Regions from separate parts of the Homo sapiens genome. Here region 1 is linked to region 2. A link is an interaction called in ENCODE POLR2A ChIA-PET data of the cell type or tissue named here. Cell type or tissue: B cell. All regions are shown on one strand. Links, peaks and the distances in the headings refer to the core of each region. The heading gives the core; the rest is flanking DNA.

Evidence for each region. Peaks named below come from ENCODE experiments on the same cell type or tissue, not always from the same donor. Only the 100,000 strongest peaks of a DNase experiment are listed, where the experiment ranks them.
Region 1: POLR2A ChIA-PET joins it to region 2 with 5 read pairs; 4 of 35 experiments call an interaction of 5 or more read pairs at or near these places.

What each region holds. Positions count from the first base shown.
Region 1 is chr9:137,698,766-137,710,387 of GRCh38, forward strand. All of the region lies in intron 1 of EHMT1 (euchromatic histone lysine methyltransferase 1), which reads left to right. Among named protein-coding and RNA genes, the nearest start is that of EHMT1, 86 kb to the left of the region's middle. RefSeq lists an enhancer at 9,732-10,693. In B cell, for the core only: no CTCF peak of the experiment used is centred there; a DNase peak (open chromatin) is centred at 6,886; H3K4me3 peaks cover 617 bases; H3K27ac peaks cover 4,054 bases.
Region 2 is chr9:137,754,973-137,766,594 of GRCh38, forward strand. EHMT1 (euchromatic histone lysine methyltransferase 1) reads left to right here. Exons shown (of 27, transcript NM_024757.5): 9 at 2,908-3,039; 10 at 7,703-7,848. Among named protein-coding and RNA genes, the nearest start is that of MIR602, 78 kb to the right of the region's middle. RefSeq lists enhancers at 2,821-3,322, 2,995-3,214, 4,091-4,260, 6,251-6,400, 7,568-7,617 and 2 more. In B cell, for the core only: no CTCF peak of the experiment used is centred there; DNase peaks (open chromatin) are centred at 2,829, 4,299, 5,159, 6,199 and 2 weaker places; H3K4me3 peaks cover 4,766 bases; H3K27ac peaks cover 7,031 bases.

The DNA of each region.
Region 1 (11,622 bases), core at 2,360-10,359, 56 kb before region 2:
AAATTTAAATTTATAAAATTATTTAAATATTTTTATGGGCTTGTCTTTGAATAATTTTAACAGAGATTATCCAAAATATGTCTAGTCCTTATTTGTCTTTGAATTTTAGGAATCTTATAAAGGGCAGTGTCTCAGTTTCTATGATCTTTCCCCCACTATACATTGTTTATTTAAAAAAAAAAAAGTCAGTAGTTTGGTAGAAATTGATGGGGCAGGAGGCCACGCACTGGGAACCTCACCTGCAGGGTGCAGGGTGTGCCCTATTCTTCGCCTGTGGGGGATGGTGCCTCATCTCTTAGGTGGGCTGCTGGTGCAGGTGCGGCTGAGGAGGCTCCACAGGAGCAGGCATTTGAACCCTGAAGGCGCGCTGCCGTCTTCTCTGGAAAGGTGATGCTGAGCTCTTCACAAAAGTTTAATAATTTATACTGTAGGTATAATAGAAATTGTCTTTTAAAAAAGCATCTAACATCTAATGTAGTAAAGTTAAGGTTAACTGTTATGACACATTATATTGGATGCATGGTCATTTCGTATTAAATGACAATGGAGAGGTGTCTATTTGTAGATGAAAAATAATGTTGTCCTGTCAGCCACAAGAAGGAAATTAATTCAGTTAAAAATGTTGGGCCAGGCATGGTGGCTCACACCTGTAATCCCAGCACTTTGGGAGGCCGAAGTGGGCAGATCACTCGAGGTCAGGAGTTTGAGACCAGTCTGGCTAATGTGATGAAACCCCGTCTCTACTAAAAATACAAAAATTAGCCAGGCTCTAATTGCCATGCGCCTATAATCCCAGCTACTTGGGAGGCTGAGGCAAGAGAATCGCTTGAGCCCAGGAGGCGGAGGTTATAGTGAGTCGAGATTGCGCCACTGCATTCCAGCCTGGGTGACAGAGCAAGACTCTGTCTCAAAAAAAAAAAAAAAGAGAAAAAGATGTTGGCCTGGCACAGTGGTACATGCCTGTAGTCCCACCTATGGAAGGCCTAAGTGGGAGGATCTCTTGAGCCCAGGAGTTGGAGGTTGCAGTGAGCTGTGGTTGCACCACTGCACTCCAGCCTGGGTGACAGAACAAGACCCTGTTTCTAAAAATGAATGAACAAGCAAATATGTATATGCTGCCTTTGTTTTTCCTACAGATTATGTTAAGTTGTGATTATTGCATGCTTATTTTATGATTACATTTAGAGGAAGAGACATACAAATAAAGTGGTAGTGTTGTAAAAACTTGAAGCTTTTTATTTTAATCATGAAGAACATTTCAGTTACGTAAATGTATATCATCATGTGGAATAAAGAGGTTACTGTCTTCTGTCCTGTGTTGCTAAAGAGAATTTGTGAGGTCACTGGCATGAATATAGCTACACACCAGTATTTACCTATAAAATACATTTATTTTATGGACTTGACATGTGAGTATTTCTCCTATCCCTCTATCCCTTTTGGATATTTTCTGAGCTGTGAATGTAACTGGGTGTCTCATGTCATGACAGCCTGTAGTGCCCACCTCCCCGGGAGCTGCTTGTGTACTTGGCCTCCACGTGCAGCATGGGGTCTGAGTTCTACTTCACTATCTGGGGAACTTTTTTCCCCTTAAGTTTTTGTGTCTATCTGAACCCACCAATTAACATTTAAGGAAAAAACTTCACGAAGTGGGAAATAATCCTTTTTTCTCCAGCCACATCAGTGCCTTAGACAATATATTAAAGTGGGCATTCGGAAGAAGACAATGTTGTTTTCTAGAAGGATGGTGGAGTCCAGCTCAAGCACGTCAAATGTGTGCTGAGGTGGGCCTCATTAGTCCGCTGTTCTCCTTTCTCAAAAGGTTTGATTTGTTGCTGTTGTGACCCATTTTGATCATGGATTGGGTAGATTTTGCACCCCTGCCATGCCACCCCACCCTCCCTACCATAGCATTCAGCCCTTGATGCTTAGGTACTGTTCTAATTGAGGTTTTATTATAGGCTGTGACATTGATGAGAATCTGGATAGGTCAGTGAAGGAACTGTTCCTGTGATCAATTCTGGCTTTACAAATTGTAGCTCTTGTTTTACTATAAAAAATGCCAGGTTTCTGGGTGTATTGGCTCGTTCTCACACTGCTATAAAGACATACCTGAGGCTGGGTAATTTATAAGGAAAAGAGGTTTAATCGGTTCATGGTTCTGTGGGCAGGCTGTATAGGTTTCTGCTTCTGGGGAAGCCTCAAGCAACTTAAAATCATGGCGGAAGGCCTAGGAGAAGCAGGCATATTTTCACATGGCTGGCAGGAGAGAGAAAGCATGAAGGGGAAAGTGCTGCACACTTTCCAACAACCAGGTCTCATGAGAACTCACTCATTATCATGAGAACAGCAAGGGGAACGTCCGCCCCCATGATCCAGTCAGCTCCTACCAGGTCCCTCCCCCAACATTGAGGATTACAGTTAAACATGAGATTTGGGTGGGGACACAGAGCAAACCATATCATTTTGCCCCTGATCCCTCCTAAATCTCATGTCCTTTTCACATTTCTTTTTTTTTTTTCTCTTGTTTTTTTTTGAGACAGAGTCTCACTCTGTCACCTAGGCTGGAGTGCAATGATGCGATCTCAGCTCACTGCAACCTCTGTCCCCCAGGCTCTAGTGATTCTCCTGCCTCAGCTTCCTGAGTAGCTGGGATTGCAGGCATGTGCCACCACACCTGGCTAATTTTTATTTTATTTTATTTTATTTTGACGTGCAGTTTTGCTCTTGTCGCCCAGGCTGGAGTGCAATGGTGTGATCTTGGCTCACTGCAACCTCTGCCTCCCGGGTTTGAGCAATTCTCCTGCCTCAGCCTCTTGAGTAGCTGGGATTACAGGTGGGCGCCACCATGCCTGGCTAATTTTTTTTTTTTTTTTTTTGAGATGGAGTTTTGCTCTTGTTGCCCAGGCTGGAGTGCAATGGTGTGATCTCAGCTCACTGCAACCTCCACCTCCCAGGTTCAAGGAATTCTCCTGCCTCAGCCTCCTGAATAGCTGGGATTACAGGCACGCGCCACCATGCCTGGTTAAATTTTTTTTTTTTTTTGAGACGGAGTTTTGCTTTTGTCGCCCAGGCTGGAGTGCAATGGTGCGATCTCAGCTCACTGCAACCTCTGCCTCCTGGGTTCAAGTGATTCTCCTGCCTGAGCCTCTCAAGTAGCTGGGATTACAGGTGCCCGCCACCATGTCCATTTAATTTTTGTATTTTTAGTAGAAACGGGGTTTCACCATGTTGGCCAGGCTCGTCTCGAACTTCTGACCTCAGGTGATCTACTCGCCTCAGCCTCCCAAAGTGCTGAGATTACAGATGTGAGCCACTGCGCCCAGCCTAATTTTTGTATTTTTAATAGAGACAGGGTTTCACCATGTTGGTCAGGCTGGTCTCAAACTCCTGACCTCATGATCCACCCACCTCGGCCTCCCAAAGTGCTGGGTCCTTCTCACATTTCAAAACACAAATATGCCTTCCAGCAATTTCCCAAAGTCTTAACTCATTCCAGCATTAACTCAAAAGTCCAAAGTCTTATCTGAGACAAGGTAAGTCCCTTCTGCCTATCAGCCTGTAAAATAAAAAGCTTACTTCCAAGAAACAATAGTAATACAGGCATTGGGTAAATGCTTCTGTTCCAAAAGGGAAAAATTGACCAAAACAAAGGGGCTACAGGCTCCATGTAAGTCTGAAACCCAGCAGGGCAGTCTGAGTTCCACAATAATCTTCTTTGACTCCATGTCTCACTTCCAGGCCACACTGGTGGAAGGGGTGGGCTCCCAAGGCCTTGGGCAGCTCTGCCTCTGTGGCTCTTCAGGGTACAGCTCCTGCAGCTGCTTTCATGGGCTGGCGTTGAGTGCCTGCTGCTTTTCTAGGCGTGTGGTACAAGCCGTAGATGGATCTACCATTCTGGGGTCTGGAGGGTAGTGGTCCTCTTCTCACAGCTCCACTAGGCAGTGCCCCAGTGGAGACTCTATGTGGGGCTCCAGTCCCACATTTCCCATCCACACTGCCCTAGTAGAGGCTCTCCGTGGGGGCTTCGCCCCTGCAGGAAGCTTCTGTCTGGACATCTGGACATTTCCATATACTTGGCCTCCACATCCAGCATCCTCTGAATTCAAGCAATTCTCCTGCCTCAGCTTCCTGAGTAGCTGGGATTACAGGCATGCGCCACCACAGATGTATGGATGATATCCATACATCCTGTGAAATCTAGGTGGAGGCTCCCAAGCCTTAACTCTTGCCCTGTGTGCACCTGCTGGGTTAACACCATGTAGAAGCCTTGGTAGCTGCCAGCTTGCACCCTTTGGGTCAGTGTCCTGAGATGTATCTGGGGCCGTTTCAGCCACCACTGGAGCTGGAGTGGCTGTGATGCCGGACACCATGTACTGAGGTTGCACAGAGCAGCAAGGCCCTGGGTCTGGCCCACAAAACCATTCTTCCTTCCTAGGCCTCCAGGCCTGTGATGGGAGGGGCTGCTGCAAAGGTCTCTGAGGCATTTTCCCCATTGTCTTGGCTATTAACATTCAGCTCCTCATGCAAATTTCTGTAGCTGGCTTGAACCCCTTCCCTGAAAAATGTGCTTTTTTTCCTACCACATGGTCAGGCTGCAAAATTTCCAAACTTTTATGCTCTGCTTCCCTTTTAAATATAAGTTCCAGTTTCAGATACTCTCTTCGTGCACGCATGTGAGTGTATGCTGTTAGAAGCAGCCAGGCCACATCTTGACTGCTTTGCTACTTAGGAATTTCTTCCACCACATACCCTAAATCATCTCTCTCAAGTTCAAAGTTCCACAGATCCTTAGAGCAGGGACACAGTGCCGCCTGTCTCTTTGCTAAAGCATAGCAAGAGTGACTTTTACTCCAATTCCCAATAGGTTCCTCATCTCCATCTGAGACCTCCTCAGCTTGGACTTCATTGTCCATATCACTGTCAGCATTTTGGTCAAAACCATTCAAAAAGCCTCTAGGAAGTTCATCTTCCTTTCTTCTTCCTAGCCCTTTAACCTGTTCAAACTTCGGCCCATTACCCATTTCCAAAGCTGCTTCCACATTTTCAGGTATCTTTATAGCAATGCCCTACTTCTCCAGTACCAATTTTCTGTATTAGTCTGTTCTCACACTGCTATAAAGATATACCTAATTCTGGGTAATTTATAAAGAAAAGAGGTTTGATCAGCTCATGGTTCTGTGGGCTGTAGAGGCTTCTGCTTCTAGGGAGGCCTCAGGAAACTTAGCAATCATGGCGGGAGGGCAAAGGGGAAGCGAGCACATCTTACCTGGCCATAAGGATGAAGAGAGAGCAAAGGGGGAAGTGCCACACACTTTCCAACAACCAGATCTTGTGAGATATATCACGAAAACAGCAAGGGGGACATCTGCCCCCATGATCCAGTTACCTCCCATCAGGCCCCTCCCCCAATATTCGGGATTACAGTTCAACATGAGATTTTGGTGGGGACACAGAGCCAAACCATATCACTATGTGTCTGTAAACAGTGAGGTTATGATGTGACCTCAGCTCTGCAGCCTGTAGGGGAATGTGTGGGAGGAAGGAGCTCACTGAGCTCGGGACTTGGAGGGAAGGACTGGGCCACTTTGTTCTCATAAACAAGCAGGACCAAGACCGGAGGCTTGTGGCCTTGCCCTGGTTGTAGATTGAGGATTTTCTATTGGTTTTAATTTTAAGAAACATGGACATTTAAGATAGTGTTTGGTTTTTTTAATGGTATTTAAGAAGAATAGAGTTTTAGGACTAAAATGAGTTCTGTATTTCTGTTCCGAGAGGAGTGTCCTTGGGTCATCCCTTGGCCATTTGTCTTGGTCCTTCACCCCATTCCCCTTTAGTTTGCAAGAATCTTCATTATTGCTGCTTGGTATCCTCTCTTCTTTTTACTTTGATCCTTCTATCTTTTTATTTAGGATTTTGTATTTAAAAGGCCCTTTACTTGAAAGAAGCATCAGAATTCCTGGAAATCCCAGGCTCTGGGAGGGAATTTCCCTTCCTCCTGCCTTCCCTCCCTCCCGCCTGCCTTCCCTCCCTCCCGCCCTCCCTCCCTCCTTTTCTTCCTGCCTTCTTTCTTTCCTTTCCTTCCCTTTCCTTTCTTTGTTCCTCTCTTTCCCTCCCTCCCTCCTTTCCTTTCCTTGTTCCTTCCTTCCTTTTCTTTCTTTCCTCCCTTCCTTCCCTTCTTTATCCCCTCCCCTCCCCTCCCTCCCTCTCTCTCTTCCTTTTCCATTTTCTTTTCTTCTTTTGACAGCGTCTTCCTCTGTCACCCAGGCTGGAGTGCAGTGGTACAACCTTGTTTCAAGGAAACCTTGAACCAGCCTTGGTTCAAGGGAACCTCCCACCTCAGCCTCCCAAGTAGCTGGGACTACAGGTGTGTGCCACCACTCCTAGCTAATTTTTAAAAATTGTTTGTAGAGATGGGGGTCTCACTGTTTTGTCTAGGCTGGTCTTGAACTCCTGAGCTCAAGCAGTCCTCCTTCCTTGACCTCTCAAAATGCTGGGATCACAGGCATGAGCCACTACACCGGCCTGGGAATTCCTTTAACTTGCGTTTGAAAGTTGGACATGAAATCTCCTGAGTGTTCTTGAGTTTGGGCAGATGTACTGAGGATAAGAAGAACTTCCAAGGAGCTGGGTTTTTCTGGACTTGAGATAATGTGATTTTTAAGTGGCAAGAACTGAAGCCAGTGTTTGAGTGAGAATTGGAATGTGTGCATGCTTCGTGTTCATGCTTTGCACACACTGGTTTTGTTCTCTTACCCACCGTCCTGGTGTGTACTCTACATTGTGCACAAGTTGTGGCACTAAAAATGTAAGGTCTGTTGCTCAGGTGGAAATGGACTGGTCATGTGTTTTGCCGTGCGGGCGCAGAGGTCAGGCTGGCTCTGTGGTTAGCAGGTGCAACCCACGCGGAAGGGGAGGAGGGGTTTCCTGACTGAGCGAGAAGCCCCAAGTCAGGGCTGTCCTCCCAGGGTAGGTTTGGAGTAGGCACTGCACTCAGTCTCTTGTTGCTGTGAGGTTGGGGGATGGCCCTAGAGGGCTGTGGCAGTCTTGGGGCTGTGAGGTCTGGACCAGCCCTGCCCTGGTACCTGTACTGACCAAGAGAGGCCCACGGTCCCCTCCTCTCCCCACAGCTCTGGGGCTCCTGTCTACCTCTGAAAAGTGAGTTGCAGTGCCTCCCTCTCCTGGACTTCCAAATTGCGAGGTGGGGAAGGCCCAGGCCGTTCTTCCTGGAGTGGACCTGGACCCTTCACTTCTGCCTGGGCTCCTCTGCCTTGTGCGTTGGGGGGTTGGGGGTGGGGCGTCAGCAGGGGTGGGGCATCAGGGGCGGGGCTAGGCTCTGCCAGTCAAGGCACACGGGGCCATGGCAGGGCAGGGCATGCAGAGCCGACCTGGCCTGGGGGTTGGCGAGTCCTGGACCATCCCGGGGAGTTGTAGGTTGGGGCTCCTGAGGGAAATGCAGATGATTTTTTTGGGAATTTTTTGGCTAGGCTTCCTGGACTGGGCAGAGCTTCTGCAGTGCGGGGTCTGAGTCCAAGTAGTTTGCTCACTCCAGCTAGGTGGATGTTGTGAGTGGAAAGGTCTTGATTTAGGATACATAAAACACAATTTTGTTTTAACTAATTCATTTTGTTTTGCTTAGATCAAGGAGAAGGAATAATGTGCTAGGCTGAATGATTGAGATGAGACAGCATTTCTGTCACTGTTATGAACAGGAGCCCTTCCTCCCCTTATTTATTTTTGAGACGGAGTCTCGCTCTGTTGCCCAGGCTAGAGAGCAGTGGCGTGATCTCGGCTCACTGCAACCTCCGCCTCCTGGGTTAAAGATATTCTCCTGCCTCAGCCTCCTGAGTAGCTGGGATTACAGGTGCCTGCCACCACGCCCAACTAATTTTTGTATTTTTAGTGGAGATGGGGTTTTGCCATGTTGGCCAGACTGGTCTCGAACTCCTGACCTCAAGTGATCCGCCTGCCTCGGCCTCCCAAAGTGCTGGGATTGCAAGCGAGAGCCACTGTGCCTGGCTTCTCCTTTTTATTGAGACATTATTTATCTTTTATACATATATATATATTTTTTGAGATGGAGTTTTGCTCTTTTGCCCAGGCTGGAGTGAAGCAGCGTGATCTCAGCTCACTGCAACCTCCGCCCCCGCCCAGGTTAAAGTGATTCTCCTGCCTCAGCCTCCCGAGTAGCTGGGATTACAGGCATGTGCCACCACTCCCGGCTAATTTTTATATTTTTAGTAGAGACGGGGTTTCGCCATGTTGGCCAGACTGGTCTCCAACTCCTGACCTCAGGTGATCCACTCACCTTAGCCTCCCAAACTGCTGAGATTACAGGCGTGAGCCAGCGCGCCTGGCCTATCATTTACATTTGTATTGTAAACTAATTTGTCCTTAATCTGGAGGTTTCATAAAATCCTAGAGTCCGTCAGCCATAAGGAGACTTGGCAGCGCTGCTTGGGGGGGCTGGTCTCCGAAGCCAGCCTGTGGTGCTTCAGCACCCTAGGAGCAGCCCCTGGGCTACAGAAGCAGCATCCCTTGCTGGGAGAAAACCTTCCCGAGCCTCCTGGAAGTCAGGAGAGGCCACGGTTCTGGAGGAGAGGGCGGAGCCGCTGCCTTGCAGAGCCTGGTCTGTCTGCCTCTGCTGGGCCTCCCTCCTCCCCGGTGCCCCCTTTTCCTTTCGCCTCTGCCCTGGGCCATCCTCAGCTGTCCCTTAATGGAAGTGAGCACTGGGGATGCTACAGACCAGGCAGAGGCATCTGTGCTGTGTTTCTGGCCCTAACACTGGTATGAGGCCTGGCATGTTGGTCAGTGCTTGTCAGAGGATTCCTGAGTGCAGTTGAATTGGACACACAGCAGAATGGTGGATGATTCTAGACATTATTCGGTAGTGTGTTACATAGCATTCTTAAACATTTTTTCAAAAGATTACAAAACTTAATTTCGTGGGTAGGATTTGTGGCTGGTGGTGGTGATGAGGACTGTGAGATGGAGTGGGGTTTGGCGGGTGCCTCCAGGAGGGGACAGCATGTGAGGGGCACAGCTGGTGCCCAAAAATGCCTGTAGACCCCGGCAGCCTCACAAGGTCTGCCCTGCCATGCTCCACCCCGGCTCATCTCAGGCCAGGAGACCTTGTCGGCAGAGCTGTGCCGTGGCAGGCAGGGTGTCTTTGGTGTGCCTCAAGGCCCTGCTCTTAAAAGTATTGAGGACCCCAGAGGGCTCTTGTTTATTGGGTTGTATCTAATGATAGTTACTGTAAAAGAAATGAAAACTGAAAAGTTAAAAATCACATTTTTAAAAAATAATAAAAGTAAACATGTAACATTTTATTTACATGTTAGGGAATACAGCAGTTTCTGTGAAAAGTACTTTTTCTGAATGAAAAAAACTCAGTTGAATGGCATTGTTTTCCATGTTGGTCCATCTCTGTCATGTCTGGCTAATCGAAGAGTCAGCTGGATTTGCAGATTGGCTTCTGCACCCAGCCTGAGGTGATACTGTCTGAAGAAAATCTGGTCTCCCATAGACATGTGGTTGGCAAGGGGGAAGTATTTTGATATCTTTTCAGATAATTGCAGCTATTCTGCTTTGATATGACACGAAAACTCAACAAGGTGAAACTGTGCCAATGACCTTCTTCCTCTGTGACATTAAAGCCCATCTTGGATGCATCTTTGTCCCATGCGTGATTTTGAATATTAGGCACTGGGCATTTGGGGAGTGTCAGCTCACCTTGTTAGGAAGATCTTCCCCATGTTGACACATTTTATTATATGGTATCAAAAATCATAGTCACTAATGATACCGCTCATGTAATAAGAAAAGTCATAAATATGGAGAAACTTTCAAGCTCATGGGGACAGATACACATTTACATGTGTTTCGAAAATTCAAAAGGTAGAGTTTTAACATTGGCAACAAATACTACTGGTTGTTTTCTTTGAGGCTCACTCTGTTCTGTGGAAATGTCTGCCAGATGTCCAGGTCTGACTGAGTGGCATGTCCAGGCCTGAGTGGCATGTCCAGGTCTGAGTGGCATGTCCAGGCCTGAGTGGTATGTTCAGGTCTGAGTGGCATACATTTTGCCAGTTGTTCTTTTAAGTGAAGATGCTCTGTGAGTGAGGAAAGCTTCGGGTTCCACGCAGCCACTGTGCCTGGCCTGCTGCCTGCCCCCTTCCTCTGATGTGGAACGCTGGAGAGCTGTGCTCACAGGCCATCATCTCACTGCCTCATCCAGGGCACTCTCAGGCGAGCCCCCCAAGTGCCTGCTGGTCAAGAGTTCAGTTGCTGGAGTACACTTCGGTGTCCTGACCTGGTCGATGCAAAGGGGCTGACACCACCGCTTGGGCACCGTCTGTGCAAATATCAGCACAGTGAAAAAGGCAATTGAGGTCCTAGTATTACCATGAAAATAGTTTTGACCTCCTGGACTCCTGGAAGGATTGCAGGGACCCCGGAGAGCTCCTGTTGGGGGGTAGGTGTGAAGGGTGCAGGCTGAGCTGGCTGGCGTACAGCTGTGATGGACCAGGAAAGGTAGCGTGCTCTGCATGTTCGAGGGCTGGCCATGAGCAGCTGGGCTGCTGGCCCTGGCTTGGCAGTGGGAGATCAGGGGGTGGGAGGTGGAAACCTGGGCCCCCCTGCCTTACCGTGGTGGGGTGGGCTGTGCACAGTTGCTAAGACCAGCTCCTGGGGAGGGTGATGCAGTTAGGTCCGGTGTTACCAAGTCAGCCCAGAAGGCAGCGAGACCATATGGATGTGAGCCCTGGAAAGCAGTAGGCACATCCGGGCTCAGGTAGGGGCTGGCCTGGCGTCTGCTTTGTGGGGAGGAGGGGTTCTGTTGAGAGGCCCCATTGTTGACATGTTTTCTCATCCAGACGCTGGACACCCGGGTTTTTGCAGCCTCTTCTTACCTGTTGATAGTCAATTAAAGATGGAATCAGTGCGTGGCTGGCCTCCTGCAGCTGTCTGACTGGCTGCTCCTAGTGACCTCGGGCAAGTCTGTGCCTCTCCTCTTCTGGTTGTGGACTCGGAGCACCAAGTGTGCCTCCCTCAGTTGTTCCTATTTTATCACTCTGACCCGGAGGCTTCCTGCCCACTTCCAGCTTCCAGTGGCCTCACCAGAGGGCTTTCTCCAGTATCACATCACCAGGTGTGGGTGTCAGCCTGACAGCTCCCACTTGCAGTCTGGCATCTCCAACTGCCCAGAGTGGTCAGCAGCCCTCTTCCCCGGCCCCCAGCTGTGGGTGGGGCATTTGCAGACTCCCTGCTGCCTCCTTATGGACTCCATGGTCCTGCTGCTGCGTCGGGAGAGGCCTGGCTAGGAGTGTTTTATGTGTTTATGTTCACTTCTCCAACCAGACTCTAAGCTTCTTGAAGGCAAGGATTTTTGTGTAAAAAAAAAAAAAAAAATTCTGTCCAAGTGCCACCCAAGTGCAGTGGCTCACACCTCTAATCCCAGCACTTTGGGAGGCTGAGGCGGGCGGATCACTTGAGGCCAGGAGTTTGAGACCAGCCTGGCCAACATGGCGAAACCCCCATCTCTACTGAAAACACAAAAAGCATCTGGGTGTGGTGGTGTGCACCTGTAGTCCCAGCTACTCAGGTGGGTGAGGCCTGAGAATC
Region 2 (11,622 bases), core at 1,800-9,799:
GAACTTTGTGAATCACAACGTGAATGTAGGAAGGAAATCTCCTCAAACCCAGAAGGGATGCAGCAGGTTTAGGGTGCCAAGGGCCGTTTTTGTTTCCAGCTTAACCGAGGTGCACCTGGCATCCAATAAAATGCACAGAAATAAATTACACAATTTGACAAGTTTTAACATGCTTATGACCTTGAATCCATCACCACAGTCAGATGATCAGTGCCATGAGCTCCTCTGTCACCCCGGGTCCCTCCTGCCCTTTGATAACCTGGCCCCTTCCCTGCCTCCCTTCCCTGCTCCCAGGCAGCCCCTGGTCTGCTCTGTTTCCATGTATTGGTTAGTGTTCTGTAGAATTTTATATAGATGGAACTGTGTGGTTGTTTTTCATCTGGCTTCTCTGAGTATAATTGTTTTGAGTTGCCAGGCTGTCGAATGGCCAGGAGTTTGTTTCTGTCCATTGCTGAGAAGTGTCCCATTGTGTGGCTGCCCCACAGTCTTATCTGTCCATTCATCCGTCCATGGGCTTTGGGCTCTTTCCAGCCTTGGCTGCTAGAAATTAAGTGGCCGTGAACATTTGTGTGCAAATCTTTTTTGAACAGGTGCTTCCCTAGATCTTGGTTAGGTATCTGGGAGTGGAATGGCTGAGTAGAGTGGCGTGTGTTCAGCTCTTCAGGAAGCTGCCAAGCTGTTTTCCAAGCACTCGTCCTGTTTTAGGTCCAGACAACACACAAGCATTCCAGTTCCCCTCTGTCCACGCCAGCACTTGTTAGGGTTAGTCTTTTTAATTCCAGTGGATCTGTGGGTGTGCAGTGGTGTTTTACTGTAGTTTCAATGCTGTTACCTAATGAGTAATGAGATTGTACATTTTAGCCTTCATTTAGTTTTTTTGAAACGTGTCTGTTCACATCTTTTGCTCACTTTTAAAATCTGGTTGTTTTTCTTCTCATTGGGTTAAAAGAGTTTTTAACATATTCTGGAGACAAGTCTTTTATCAGGTGGATGTTTTGCATGTATTTGTACCTAGTCTCTGACCTGCCTTTTCATTTTCCTAATGCTGTATTTAGAAGAGCAAACGTTTTTAAGGTTTTCTTGAAGTCCAAGTTACGAGTTATTTTACTTGGGGGGTTCATGCTTTTGTGCTCTAAGAAATCTTTGACAGACCCAGGTCACAGAGGTTTTGTCCCTTGTTTTCTTCTTGGCATCTGCAGGCTCCGCGCTTGCCTGTCGGTTCATTTTGCACTGATGTTTGAGTGAGCTGTGGCGCAGGCCCCTTCTTGGCAGTGGGTGTGCAGCTGCCATAGGCACTGCTGCTTGAGTTGATTTTTCTCCACCTGTTGACATTCAGTGTGTGGGCTGTTCCTGGACATTCTGGTCTGTTTCATTTATTTATTTGTTTATCCTTATACCAGTGTCACCGAGTGGCAGCACTTTGTTCTTATTCACAGTGATTTTGGCTAATCTAGATTCCCCAATGTAGAGTACCTCTGTTAACTGGATGTTGGGGAGGCGTCATCCCCTGAAAAGAGAGGGTTGCGGGAGACCTGGGGCGTGAGGCAGTCACCATGGAGGCTCCTGGCGTTTGAGGGTGGAGGACGTGTGAGCCCCCCGGGAGCTGCATGTGGTGCTTCAGTTACGTTTCTCTTCACCTCAGTTTATTGATTCAGATCATAACACCAGATGTGGCTTTTACTGTTGGCCAACAAAAGCATTTTAGAGCCAAGACTAAAAGTTGTTTTTGGGGTAGAGATTTCATCTTTGTCATCTTGGCTGTAATGTGCAAAATGTGTGCTTTTAAATATTCACAGAGGAGTTTGAATTTTATTTCTTTATGAATTTTTTATTTAAATCTTCTTTTCGTTTAAAACTATACAAAGTGTACTCCTGTTCTTCAAGTTGATGATGGTGATTTCTCAAAGGTGGTTGACTTTTCCTGTCTGTCTAAGATCTAGGTGGAGCATGTGGCTTGAATGAAAAGACTGGTTACCATACCTCTCTGTGCTAGTGTTCATTTATTTCCAGTCATTGAAATAAGATTGGTGACTAGTCCCTAGAAGCTTGGCTGTGAAATGTGACCATCTGCCCTTGGCCGGAGTTAGATATTACCTGGTACAGGTACACACTTTCATAGGCCTCCTCAGTGAATGCCCTTGTGATTACAAACACCCAATTTTATATATCTTTCTCCGGCCCTCCTGGGAAGTGTGGACAGGCTGGCCTGGCCACCACTCGTGTGTCCTTGAGGGCAGGGAAGCCCACAGAAGTGTTTGCACCCCCCACTGCCCTCGCTGCCAGCCAGGGGACACCGGTCCTTCTCACAGCACCCTGCTCCCTGGCACCTTCTGTGGGTGTCGTGAGCCTCCCGTGTTTACTGGAGTCGACACTGATCCTTTCCGGGAGCCTCCCTGGATTTCAGCCAGGACGCCCGGGAGGTCATTGCTTTCTCTCTGACACAGATTTGCCTGCAACATGGCACCTTGGGCCATCTCTTTAGCTACTTTACATCTGATCTTTCAAATCTGCAAGTTAGATTTTTCTGTTTTATTTAAAAATAATCTACAACATATGACTACCATGTTTTTATCTGTTTCTTTGATCATTTGATAGCTTTTATGTAGTTGGTGTAGTTACAGAGAAAGATGTGCTGACATGTTGGTGCCTTTGTTTTTGTCTATACAGCTTCTCTCCTCCCCCATGAATATTATGTCTAAAAGGGGGAATTAGCAAAATAATATGCGGGAGAGAAAATGATAGTGAAACTGGAATGGTCTAAACCATAGTGGGTTTCAACTTGTGGTTTTGAATGGATTAATTAGAAGTAGTCCATTTCCTGGGGCCCCAGCCTTGCTGCCCTGTGCGTCTGGGTGGGTGCGGCCGCCTGGGTGCGTGGTGTCTGATGTGTGTGCCTTTCATACCTAGGTTCTGAGTCGTATAAGTCATCTGCAGGAAGCGCTGAGCAGACGGCACCAGGAGACAGCACAGGGTACATGGAAGTTTCTCTGGACTCCCTGGATCTCCGAGTCAAAGGAATTCTGTCTTCACAAGCAGAAGGTGAATGTGGTGGTGTAACTTAGACCGGGCACCATCTTGGTCCTTTGTCTTCTGGGCTCCTTCCTCTGTATTAGCATGATGCCCCTTGGTGGACACTAGTAGAAGATCGGGTTAACTGCATCACTTCCAGCTGAGGTGTAGACAGGATGGGGTGCGTTTGCTGTGTCCCGGTGTTCAAGTGAAGAAAGAGACATTACGGAAACCCTCTAAGAGTCAACTGGCGAAGCCCAAGCATGGCCCAGCGTGGCGGTCATCTCCCTCCGTGGGTCAGGCGTGCTCCGTGGAGGATTGCCCACGGCCAGACGCCCTCCCTGGTGGCATCTCAGGACACACGGGGACGTACTGTTGAATAAGGTGTCTCTGATTGGCTGAAATATGTCCCTGGTCAGTGTTGAGCTGAGAGTTCTGACATACGTTCTGTAATGGAATATTCGTATTTAGTGTATTTTTGTACCTCTAAATCACAGGTGAATCAGCAGCTTCTGTTGGGAGTTGTTGTGCCAGAAGTTGTCCGTTCTCACACTTTCTATCAGTTTTTTCTCTTTTTAAGCAACTTAGAAACCTTATATGAGTGAAAAGTAGCTAATACCTATTTGATTATTTGGGAAGATTTATTCGAAGCATGATGTGGAGGAAATGCAAATCTTATTTACATTCCCCACAGATCTTACTGGTGTGGCATTGCAGACCACTGCAGGGGGCTTAATGGGCCATTTAAAAATGACAAATAGCTAGCTTTTTAGGGTTTTGAACACTGAGGGAGGTTTGAGTCACCTATGTAATTCACCTAGGAAATCACATCTTTAGCTTAAGATAGAAATCTTAGGCTAGTCCGGCTGGGCGCGGTGGCTCACACCTGTAATCCCAGCACTTTGGGAGGCCGAGGTGGGCAGATCACGAGGTCAGGAGATCGAGACCATCCTGGCTGACATGATGAAACCCCGTCTCTACTAAAAATACAAAAAATTAGCCGGGCGTAGTGGCGGGCGCCTATAGTCCCAGCTACTCGGGAGGCTGAGGCAGGAGAATGGTGTGAACCCAGGAAGCAGAGCTTGCAATGAGCCGAGATGGCACCACTGCACTCCAGCCTGGGCGACAGCGAGACTCCGTCTCAATTAAAAAAAAAACAAAAAACAACAACAGCAGCAACAACAACAAAAGAAATCTTAGCCTAGTCCGTCATGGAAACGATGATATTTTTTCCTCTTCTTGCACCAAATGGAGCAGAACCCCCTCAAGCATCACGAAGTCCTTCGCATGGTCACCCCATGCTTTCCGAGTATAACACTGGGTGTTTCAGTTCTCTAAACTTGCTTTTAGATTTGGAGGTCTCAGGAAGTTACTTGGTTTTAAGGAGTAAATAGTATTTCATTTTGTCAAATCGACTCCTGCTGTGGTGGCCTTGGGCATGCTGAGTGGCAGGAGACCGGGAGCTGGCACATGAAGGCCGTTCCACCTGTCAGTGTGCGCCTGCTGTCTCTGGTGAGGTCGGGGGAAGGTAGCTCTAAAGGAAGGATGGTGCCGAGCATCAGGGCCAAAGGGCGAGAGCCAACACAAAGCCGGAGGAGAAATGGCAGGGAGTAGAGGCTCCTCAGCTTGTGTGACATTTTGTAAACTGCCTCCCAGAATTGATTTCCCTGTGTTTGATCAGCGCCGATTGGTCAGTCAGCGATTGGCCTGTTCAGTCATGCTCTTGATGTAGATCATCAGTGTGTAGAAGAGACAGGCGGTGCGCCCACTGTGCTGGTGCTGGCCGTGTGGCCCGGGACCCCAGAGGGAGGCAGTGGTCAAGTGGCGCTGGATGGCGTCTGGGGCTCTGGGAGACCTGGGTGGTGTGTGTTTCAGATGGGACAGGCGCCATCGGCCTGTGGAGTGTGCTGAGCGGGTCAGTGGGGGCAGGTGATGCCGCTGGTTGTGGGTCAGGGGGTCCAGGCTTGAGCCTTGGGCCAAGGAGAATATGAAGATGAGAAGTCCTCTCCGTATGCATTCGTCTCTTTCCCCGTTGCCTTGCTCTTGGGCCTGCCTTATTGAGGCTGAATGGCGATGTCACCCAGCAGCAACAGGAGGCAGAGGGTCTGAGCCTGGGAGGGGCCAGGAGTCGGTAACCATGGCAACGTGGGCTAGGGCGGGAGAGGCAGAGCTTGGCGGAGGTTGATTGCTTGAGGCTTGCTTCAGTCAGTTCGTTTGATGTCCCTGGTAGTTCCACTGTGGGAACAGAAACACTCCACCTCCACGGAGGTGTCTGAGCCACTGCATTGTTATCCAAGCGTGTAGGCCCTGGGTTCTTACCTATCTCACTGCAGCCTCTTGGCTGCTGTTGGCCAGTGCTGTGGTAGGACAGTTATCTCACAGCGTTGTGGGGTTTGTGTGTGTTTTCTCCTTTTAAAAATCAGGTTGCTGAGCAGGATCATCTCAGAGACCCCCCCAGCTTTAAACTTGTAGTGATTTGAATTCAAGTTTCACTTCATCGTTTTCCTGGTCTTTAGGGGTTTGGGTGATCCAGAGGCGAGGCTGGGACCTCGGGCAGCACATGATTAGGAAGTGCCTCCTGCACAGAGTCCTTGACGGCAGCGTGGACCGTTCACGTGCTTTTTGGCTCTTTGCACAGATTTGGATTCTCTCCTGGCCGTGACCAATATCAGATTCCAAATGGGCTAGAGACAGACAGAAGCGGCTGTGGTGACTCAGCATGGGTGTTGGTAAAAGATGCACTAAGAGGCTGGCAGGGCGGCTCAGGCCTGTAATCCCAGCACTTTGGGAGGCCGAGGTGGGCAGATCACAAGGTCAGGAGATCGAGACCATCCTGGCTAACACAGTGAAACCCCGTCTCTACTGAAATACAAAAAATTAGCCAGGCGTGGTGGCGGGCGCCTGTAGTCCCAGCTACTTGGGAGGCTGAGGCGGGAGAATGGCTTGAACCTGGGGGCAGAGCTTGCAGTGAGCTGAGATCGCACCACTGCACTCCAGCCTGGGCGACAGAGCGAGACTCTGGCTCAGAAAAAATAAAAAGATGCACTAAGGCACAGTGCAGCTTTTAAAGGGTTTCCTTGAGCAGCGATTCATGAACGAGGCAGCTCCAAACCAGAAGCACGTTGGGAGCTGCACTGAGGAAACACGAGGGGAAGGATTTTTAGGGTGAACGTGGGAGTAAAGCCAGGAAAACACCCCACTGGTTCATGACGCAGTTTCCTCGTTTGTTCTGTCCCTGCTGGAAAGTCCCTAGTTCTAGAGATTGGTTGGCTGCTTCTGAATGGTAGAGCTTAAGTTTTATTTTTCTTTACTATAGGCATTTGCCAAAAGTAGCCCAAGATATCCTTTGTTTTCAAATCAAGCAAGGTCAAGATGGCCTCCTTGGCTCAACTGGCTTTGTCTGTTCAAGGATTCTTTAGTCTTGGTCTCCATTTTAATTTACTTTAACACTATATTTTTAGATGTGAAAACAAGAGTTAATGTTTTTTTTTGAGACGGAGTCTCACTCTGTTGCCAGACTGGAGTGCAGTGGCACAATCTCAGCTCACTACAACCTCCGACTCCCTGGTTCAAGTGATTCTCCTGCCTCAGCCTCCTGAGTAGCTGGGATTACAGGCATGTGCCCCATGCCCAGCTAATTTTTGTATTTTTTTTTTTAGTAGAGACGGGGTTTCACCATGTTGTCCAGGAGGGTCTCGATCTCCTGACCTCGTGATCTGCCCGCCTTGGCCTCCCAAAGTGCTGGGATTACAGGCGTGAGCCACCGCGCCCAGCCAAGAGTTAATTATTTTTAATTAAGAGAGGTAATAGTGAGTATTTGAGACAATGATTCATCTTCTATTTCTGCTTTGACTGTTTAACAAAAAAGAAAACGTGAAATGCGATCTGGCTTCCTTTGGGAGCGGCACCCACTGTAGCCACTTGCCAAGCTTAAGGGTCTTCCTGGCGGTGCCCTCCACCCCCGCCCCTGCTGCTCAACAGCCTTGGCCTTGCCCGTCTCTCCCATCCGGGGCTGGGGCAGGGCATGGGGGCACCAGCCCTGGCTGTGCTGGGACGGGCCCAAGGCCGCCTGCCTGACCATGGCCCTGCTGCAGCCTTCCCTATGGACTATGCTGTCATTGTCAGCTGCATATTGAGCTCTAATTCTCCTCTAGTTTATCTTTCCTTGTTTTTCTGGTGCTTTCCTCTTTCAGCCTAATAAATGGGCTCTTTGGACTATTGTAGTAGGTGAGTGAGATTCTAGATAATAGATGAACCGTTATTAAAACCTTCCAAACTGATTTTTTTTTTTTTGTGGCTGCCATTCTAAAACCAAGTAGGAAAACAAGGTCTTAAAGGGCAGTGAATGCTCTTTTGTTTGAAAGCAAAAGATTTAGGAGCTACTGCCAGAGGTACCAGCCTCTGGCTTTGGAACTTGTGTCCTGGGTCCTGAGAACCTGAGAACACAGGTTAATAGGTGCCTCTTGAGACCCTGTCAGGGGGTTTGTTAGCTGGGGAGGCACAGGCCACCCCTTCATGTTGCCCAGGTGGTGGCCATCCCCGCCCCACGCAGGGCTGTTTGTGCTGGGTAATCAACCGCATTGCTTTCATTTCCTGGCGTGTGAGATCACTGTTGAGACTATAATCGATCACTTTCTAGATGTTCTTTTGAGGTCAGGATTGCATGAGCTGACATGTGTCTGTGTGACGTTAGGGTTGGCCAACGGTCCAGATGTGCTGGAGACAGACGGCCTCCAGGAAGTGCCTCTCTGCAGCTGCCGGATGGAAACACCGAAGAGTCGAGAGATCACCACACTGGCCAACAACCAGTGCATGGCTACAGAGAGCGTGGACCATGAAGTAAGCACGTTTGTTTTCATTTAAAGCAGCCACGAGGAGTGAGTGAGAAAGCCCAGCCCAGCAGGGGCCCCGACAGCCCCTCGAGTGAGTTGTGCTGCGTGACCAGGGCGGGAGCCTGAGTGGATTCTGCGCAGAACCAATCGAGCAGATCCCAACAGTGAAATCACGGCAGATGATGAAACACAGGTCTAGAGCTTGTTAAAAAGGAGGACTGTGTAGACAAAGTCTTTGAATGAAAATGGCCTGTTGTATTTCTTTTTTATGATCATGGTTTTGTCAAGGTTTTTCCTACCTTGCTATAAACAAAGTGAGTAGATTGAGGCAGGATAGTCACACCAAGGTGAGTCCAGAACTGCCCAGAACTGTGGTTTCCTGCAGGGCAGGCCCCGCAAGGGCCGGGCCTCGGCCACCTCCCTCCTTTCACCGGGGATCACAGACTCAGAGGGTTCAGCACGTCCCGTCTCTGCTGCCTCTGGGACAGGAGGGGGGATCAGGCAGAGCACAGACGGAATTAATGTTTTCTGAGAATTTCTCCAGTTCTTTTTAACACGATTTCTTTCAGCCCTCAGAGCCTCGTGACCATGGCTGGCCATGGTGAGGGTCTGAGCAGGAGGCTTGTTGGCACCAGGCCGAGAGGCACCACATGCAGTCACACTGCTCAGGTGTCTGGCTGCCCCGGGCTTGCATTTGCTGTGGCCGAAGTCAGCACGTGGCCATTAGTGTCGTCTGCTTCCTGAGGGGTGTGTCAGGCTGTTGCTTCCACGAGTTTCCTGGTCTTATTGGCCAGCGGATCCATCTTCAGCTCGATTATTGCGTCTTAGCTGCACATTGTGGAAGTAAGTGAGCTGTGAACAGGACAACCATCCGTGTAGCAATGCTGGGCATTATTCCAAGCCTTTTGCGTAGGGCGCTCCTCCAGGTCCACGGCAGCCTGTGCAGCATCGGCCGTCGCCCAGGTGATACAGGTGAGGCCCGTGAGAGGGGCCAGGTGGCGCCTCCAGACTCACTGGCCTGCTGTGAGGAAGGCAGGAATGGGAGCCTTGTTCCAAAGGTCAGGCCCGACCGCTGTGTCGGGGAGCATGGGCAACACCCGGGAGGAGCGGGCAGAGCCCTGGAACAGGCCAGTCAGTTTCGCCCATGGCCCTCACCCTGGTGCCTGTTGGCGTGGCCGGGGTTTCTGATTCAGCAGGTCTGGCCTGGCTGGGATTTTGCTTTTCTAAAGTGTTCCCCGTTTCTCCTGATGCTTCTGGTCCAGGGACCACACTTTGAGAACCACTGGTTCGCCTCCTCTTCTCCTTCTCCGTAGGTGTTAAACAGGATCCAGTGGAGTCAGATCCCCGTGTGACACGTGCTTCCCTGTGACTTTTCTCTCTGTATCTCCACGTTTCCGGTGCACATGCCTTTACTCAGACTCCGACACTGGCGTTGCTTTTGTCTCATCCCAGCTAGGCGACGTCTGCGTCAGCGCCTCTCATCTGTGGCACGTGTGCCCAGCGGGCTCCCTATGTGACGGCTTTTCCCACCTCTGAGTGTTCATGTCACTCGCTGCATGTTCTGCCACACTCGGCCCCTCTGCAGAGCCTCTCACTTGTTTCAAAAGAACTTTCCATAGTGACAAGTGAGGGCGCAGTTAGCCTTTGGAACCCTCGACTCGGCTCCTCTGTCACCAGCGTTCTCTCCCACCCTTCTTTCTTGGTTTTGAACTACTTACTGTTTTAAAACAAACCCCATTTTACTACTGAATAGCACAGTGTGTTTCTATTAAGATCAAAAATGGACCATTGTCTCACATAACAGCAATGCTTTTCACATGTAACAAAAATAACAATTTCCTGTTATTATTTAGTGCCTAGTCCATGGTCAAAGGTCTGTTGACAAAATGCCTTTTACTTTTTTTCTCTCTTTCTAATTGGATCCAAACTGGTTCCACTCATTAAATCAATCTGCTGCAATGTCTCTTAAGTCTTTTGTGTTTCTTTCACCCAGAACATTCTCTCTGTCCCCTGCTTCTTCCCATTTGCCACGCTGTTGGCTAAAAGAATCTGGATTCCAGATTCTGGACTTAGCTCATAACTTTCTTGTGTTGTTTAAGTCATTTGCCTTAGTTCCTATAGCCTGAAAGTTAGATTCAAAGACTTGGTTTACATTCAAGTACCTAAGATTTTTATTTTATGATTTAATTCTGGCGAGAATGCTGTGGAGGTTCGTGCGCTGGGAGCGGTGCTGAGAAGGCTCTGGGTTTCTGCGGCGGCCGCCTGTCCGCCCGAAGGCGGTATTGTCCTTGGTGACCACTGCCTGCATCCATTGTTTCATTCAAAGTTTCAAAATGGTGATTTTGCCATTCTGTCATTCCTCCTGCAAGTACAGGCTGGAATTCTTTGGTACAGAAGAACTTCCCCACATCTGCTAGGGCTGTTTCGTACCTCTGAAACAAGCTTCAGCCGGGATTGGCAGAATAAATAGCTACTTGTCTTTGCAGAGTAATGAATGGGTGCTCTAACAACCTCTAGTGGTATCCGGAGGGCTTGATTTTGCTTCTCTCTGTCCCCTCTCCACCTCCCTTTCTCCCTTAGCATTCTTAAGAACTCATGGTCTTCTCTGTATTCAATGTGTGGTAAGCTTTTTTTGTTTAAAATTAAACACAGATCCCTTGGGCTCTCACTTATTTTTTGGATAGAAAACTCAAAATAATAATAAATTAAATTAAATGAAACGTAGATCCCGAAGACCATACAAAACAAACATTGGGCTGAACAAACCAACTTCAGCTGAGCTCTGGTAAACACCGCCAAGGTGGAGAAGCGGAGCCTGACCCCCCAGCCCCACTCCCCTCACTGCCCCACTCCCCCCGCCCCCGCCGCCCCAGCCTGTCCCCGCTTGTGTTCTTCCCGGCAGCCCCGCCCAGCAGCCTCTGTCCCGACTCCCACAACGCCCACTTCCAGGGTCAGTTTCACTGTTTAGGTTTGTAGCTTCCCCTGTGGCACTGCTGCCCATCTGTCCTTCAATTTCTATATTGTTCTCGGTCCCTTCTTTTTCTTTCAATGTGTCTGTTGAACAACCCAGGCTGTTGGAAGCTTCGAGGCTCCCATAGTCTGGATTCTGTGAATCCCACACTTAGGTGGCAACTCAGCAGGTTCCTCTGTGTTTCTTGCAAAACCTGCCAAGGCCGGGTGCAGTAGCTCATGTCTGTAAAATGGGAGGTCGAGGCAGAAGGATTGCTTGAGCCCAGGAGTTCAAGACCAGCCTGGGCAACATGATGAAACCCCATCTCTTAAAAAAACTTAAACAGCCTTACAAGTTTGGCCCCTTTGTAGTACTCTTGAGTGTGGGGAGGGTTTAGCCCAAAATGAAGGGCCATGTTGTCTGGCTGTCTCACTTTCTCTGATATTGGCAGCTGCTGATGCTTAACACCTACATTTGTTGTTTATTCATTGGAGGTTTCAAAATGGTGCTGATTTTATCATTTATTATTCATTGTTCACTGGAATGGTTTTATAGAGAGACATATCTCAGGCCAGGCACAGTGGCTTATGCCTGTAATCCCAGCACTTGGGGAGGCCGAAGCAGGCAGGTCACTTGAGCTCAGGAGTTTGAGACCATCGTGGCCAACATGGGGAAACACCATCTCTACTGAAAATACAAAAAGTAGCCACTTGTGGTGGCGCCTGCCTGTAGTCCCAGCTACTTGGGAGGCTGAGGCAGGAGAATTGCTTGAGCCTGGGAGGCGACGGTTGCAGTGAGCATCAGTCGTGCTGCTGTTCTTCAGCCTGGGCG